Linked DNA regions of Homo sapiens: region 1 is linked to region 2. A link is an interaction called in ENCODE POLR2A ChIA-PET data of the cell type or tissue named here. Cell type or tissue: endothelial cell of umbilical vein. All regions are shown on one strand.

What was found. ChIA-PET counts read pairs that join two places held together with the same protein. Peaks named below come from ENCODE experiments on the same cell type or tissue, not always from the same donor. Only the 100,000 strongest peaks of a DNase experiment are listed, where the experiment ranks them.
Region 1: POLR2A ChIA-PET joins it to region 2 with 11 read pairs; 2 of 35 experiments call an interaction of 5 or more read pairs at or near these places.

The regions. Positions count from the first base shown.
Region 1 is chr18:9,275,825-9,278,324 of GRCh38, forward strand. The region is part of intron 11 of ANKRD12 (ankyrin repeat domain 12); the gene reads left to right. It overlaps LOC124904369 (small nucleolar RNA U13), which reads left to right and starts at 2,155; the gene lies at 2,155-2,255. In endothelial cell of umbilical vein, no CTCF peak of the experiment used is centred here; no DNase peak of the experiment used is centred here.
Region 2 is chr18:9,093,542-9,096,041 of GRCh38, forward strand. No RefSeq gene overlaps it. Among named protein-coding and RNA genes, the nearest start is that of NDUFV2, 7.9 kb to the right of the region's middle. RefSeq lists enhancers at 1,812-1,901, 1,952-2,021. In endothelial cell of umbilical vein, no CTCF peak of the experiment used is centred here; a DNase peak (open chromatin) is centred at 1,300; H3K27ac peaks cover 1,602 bases.

The DNA.
Region 1 (2,500 bases), 180 kb after region 2:
TGGTCCTCCATTTTCTAAAGCACTGTAAACATTAGGTTTCTATTATAAAAGCAGATGATCACAAAACACCTGTACATTTAGGATAGTGCCCTTACAGGTACACATAATTTGTTTCTAAAGTGAATGTTTATACCTTTAGTTCTGACCTTCAGGCAGCTAGAAAGCTATTGTACACTGAAAAATAGTGCAGCTAGATGGCACCTCTAGGTTGTGACAGTCCTAAAAACAGAGCGAGTCTTCTGGTTTGACTTTGAATGTTGGTGGAATACATGAACTGTGGAAGACTGGAGAAATATCTTCAATAAAGTTTACTGCCACATATAAATTACATGAACTCAGAACCAGTCATACTAGTTTTCAGAATTTGTTTATGGCTTATAAACCAGAAAAGAAAGAATTTAAAGATTAAAATTTTTATAATAAACAGTGAAGGATTATCACCTGAAAACAGACTAGGAAATGCTGTTCTAAAGGAAATAAGCTAGTAGTACAAAGGATAATAGGGTATATCACAGAAAAATATTTTTAGACTCTTCTGAGCTTTATTTTTCTCATCTATAAAAAAATCAAGATTGAACTAGATAGGTAGGTTTCAAACTTAAGGCACTGAATGGGTGTGGTGGCTCATGCCTGTAATCCCAGCACTTTGGGAGGCCAAAGTGGGCAATCACTTGAGCTCAGGAGTTCAAGACCAGCTTGGGAAACATGGTGAAACCCCGTCTTTACAAAAAATATAAAAATTAACTGGGTGTGGTGGGGCACACATGTAGTCCCAGCTACCAGGGAGGCTGAGGTAGGAGGATCTGTTGAGCCTGGCAGGCCAAGGCTGCAGTGAGCTGGATTGTACCACTGCACTCGAGCCTGGGCAACAGAGTGGGACCCTGTCTCAAAAAAAAACAAAAAAAAAACTTTAAGTCTCCAACTTTTATTTCAAATGAAAGTGTTCAGAGATATCTGAGGATGCTATTAACATGAATAATTGTGTCTCTTCAGAAAGAACTGTGTGACTAAAGAAATAGGCACTGGAGAGGCCACTGAGGGACTTTCTAGAACTTTCATATTTAAAGATGTTTAAAGGGAAGAATGGATGGTTTTTAATAACTGCAATTAACAGTTTAACCATGTTCTTATAGGCTGGACTAAACAGTGGTATCTTGAGATCTTTTTAAGTTTTGAGCAATCAGAGAGAAATGAGTTTTAGAGCAATATAAATTGAGGTTTATAATCGAGCTACAATGAAAAGTCTCTTGATTTCTAGCTCAGAATGGTTGAGTAAATATATACATACCTGTTGATTCCTTCTTTCTCCCAAAACTCATTGAAATGACAAAAGACATAAAAATTTCAAAGCCTGGCATGGTGGCACATGCCTGTAGCCCCAGCTACCCCAGGTGGCTAAGGTGGGAGGATCGATTAAGCCAAGGAGTTCGAGCCTGCAGTGAGGTATGATTGCGCCCGCTGCACTCCAGCCTGGATGACAGAGTGACACCCTGTTTCTTTTTTTTTTTTTTTTTTTTTTTTTAAGCAGAGTCTGGCTCTGTCGCCCAGGCTGGAGTGCAGTGGCACGATCTCGGCTCACTGCAAGCTCTGCCTCCCTGGTTCATGCCATTCTCCTGCCTCAGCCTCCCGAGTAGCTGGGACTACAGGCGCCCGCCACCACACCCGGCTAATTTTTTGTATTTTTAGTAGAGACGGGGTTTCACCATGTTAGCCAGGATGGTCTCGATCTCCTGACCTCGTGATCCACCCGCCTCGGCCTCCCAAAGTGCTAGGATTACAGGCGTGAGCCACCGCGCCCGGCCGACACCCTGTTTCTTAAAAGTAAAGTAATTAATTAAATTCATTAAAAATAAAAACAAATTCATAGCAGAGCTGGAAATTGAGGTGGGAAACTGTTAGACAAAAACATTAAGAAATTTCTGATAAGATTTAAAATAGATGAAAACATATTGGTAATCAAATACAGCAGAGTTGAGGAATGCCCAGTATCATACAGGTTAAAAAGAGAATTTAAAAAATAAATGCGTTTTCCTAGAACAGTATAAATTTTCAGTTATAAAGGGATTTTGATAACTTGAGTAATTCATTTTCCCTGCCCCAGATTTTCTTAATGATCCAGACCACCTGACTTTAGATTAAATTAAGCTTGCTGAGATCCTTTTGTGGATCATAAGCCTGATGATTGGGTTTTCACACTGTGTGAGACAGGCCTCTCTCAAACCTTGTTGCATTGTGCACACATTACCTGTCTGACATGGGGGAAGAAATTCAGCTTGATGAGATACCAAAATGTGAGGTGTATTCTCTTGACAGAGAGAAACTTATGCTAAAAACATTTCTGCATTTTTGGTGACTTATTTAAATATGGAACTGTTATCCACCCTTTTACAGCTGGCTTTAGAGTAGAAGGTCTCAAGTAGCATGCGTTATTTCCTATGGGAGTAGCCTTGGAAGGAACTAAAGGGAAAAAAGTCTACTTTTCTTTGGGTAGAGGCTCAGA
Region 2 (2,500 bases):
TGGGTGCAGCACACCAACATGGCACATGTATACATATGTAACAAACCTGCACGTTGTGCACATGTACCCTAGAGCTTAAAGTATTAAAAAAAAAGTATAATTGACAAAAAAAAAAGTGAAGGAAAAAAATAAATATTTTTAAACATGCAAAATTGTTTAAAAAAAAAGAAAAGGAAGTTCATTTATTAAGAGAAATTACTCCTTGGTTTCAAACTAAAATACTTACCCTCATTCATTCTTTCTCTTCTTCCTTCTTTTCCTCTCTCTTTCTCTCCTTCTTCTTCTTTCTCCTCCTTCCCACCTCTCTTTCTTTCTCCTTCTCTCTTTCGTTTCCAGCTTTCTTTCAGTACATATATGTACTGTTTTCCTGGGAAATTCCATAAAAATGACAAAGATTTTCTGAGTGGTTCTCTTATTTTTAAGCAAAATCAATATTCACAAAGATAGCCTACTTGCATAACCCGATTAAGCCTCAGTTGGAGTAAACTGATTTTTTTTTTTTTTTGACACAGGCTTTCATTTCTGTTGCCCAAGATGGAGAGCAGTGGCATGATCATAGCTCACTGCAGCCTCAAACTCCTGGGATCAAGCAATCCTCCCACCTCAGCCTCCCAAGTAGCTGGGACTACAGGCATATGCCATCATGCCTGGATAATTTTTAAATTTTTTGTAGAGACGGAGTCTCACAATGTTGCCTAGGCTGATGGTAAATTCCTGGCCTCAAGTGATCCTCCCACTTCAGCTTCCCAAAATACTGGGATTACAGGCACGAGCCACCATGCCTGGCCAATATTTTTAATAGATAATTTCATATTGCGTTTCATGACTCTTCTTATTTAGATACACCATGACACTTGTTGCTGGAGGCCTTTAGCTAAACTTGGAATTTCTGTAACCACTGTACATGTTTATTAAATGATGCTAGCCCTACCACTTTCCATTCCCCTGCGTCACATGCTTACACAAAGTCAAATTGGCCTGCTATGGTTATCTTAGAAGCCAGCCTTTCACACCCTGCTGTAGGTATGGTCCCTGAGAAAGTAAGGGCAGACTCTCTTTCCTTTGATAAATTTGTCTATCATCTCTGTCTTAGGAGGAGTGATTTCCTGATTCTATACATGTAAGATATTTGTGGAAAGTCACAAACATTACTGGCCAATTCAACATTCTTATTCCGTTTTGGGTGACTTAAACCATACATATTAACACTAGCATTCCTTAGATGTTGATAGATGAGTAAGAATCAGATTGTGCACTTCATAAGTACAATGGGGTGGTAGTGGTGGGGTGCGGGGGGAGGTTACCAAGAACTACGGATACTGCAAAACAAATCCCTTAAGTAAATAGTGGAAAATGATAGTTTATTTTAAGCCCTTTGAAAAGTTGAAAAATGATGCAAAAGGAAAGAACTCGTCTGTTCTTAGTCAGCTTTTGACCTTTGACTATATAAACATAAGAAACACATGAGCTAGAGCTAGGTAACTAAGCAGGACTTCTCTGCCAGCCAGATGAGCAAAATGAATCTTCCCATTAAGGTTTATAGAGCACCACTACACAAAACTATCACACTCAATAATTTATTCATGAAGAAGGTGGTTGCTAAGATCTTGGCATTCTCAGTAACTTTTTATTTTTTAACCTATAAAATGAGGAGATTGGACAAGATGTTTTCTAGTCTTTCCTTCTCTAAAATGTTGATACCAGGACCCACCAAGTCAGGCTATCTCAGAATCCACACAATAGTTCCTGTCATTCCACTGCTCTCATAGCAAAGCCCCTTATTATCTGGCTTGAAAGTTCTGTCGTATGTCATCTTGCCATTAGCACGCAACAATTCACACACATAGTATGCAAGGCCCTGCCAAAAGCATCCACGAAGGACGATGAAAGCCTCCGCACCAACATCATGTGCCTCTGTTACTATGCACTGAAATGACCTGGCAGGAAGTGGGCCCCAGAGGAAGAAGGGGAACAACGACTCCTCTAACCTTTATTATCAGAATCTGTTTAGGTTTGTTATGTGCCACCTTGACCTTCTAACTGCTCTATAGCAATGCTTATCTTTCATTTCTTTCAGGTGAAAACATACCTCCAAGAAACCCTATTTATGGCAAATTCCTGTGTAACCTTCAAGTGTTACACGCCCTGTGACATCTGACATCCCCAGTAAGACTTTGGGATTCCTTCCTCTCTAAGTTCCCAATTCATGTTGCACATACACTCGTATTATAATCTTTTCCCTGCCAGCATGTAAGGTCTTCCCAGGAAGGGCTATGTCTTTTGCCTTTGTATCTCCAGTGCCCTAGTGCCTGGCATATAAGAGGAGCTGAACATATATTTGCATAGTAAATGAATAAATGAAAGTCTTTTCTGACCAGTTTCATCCTGCTCCGACCACTCTTTCATTATACAGCTTAGACTATTTACATCTCACCACACAAGCATACACAGCAAATGAACCACTGAGATGCAATATGATTTTTCTTAGTCAAGGAATATT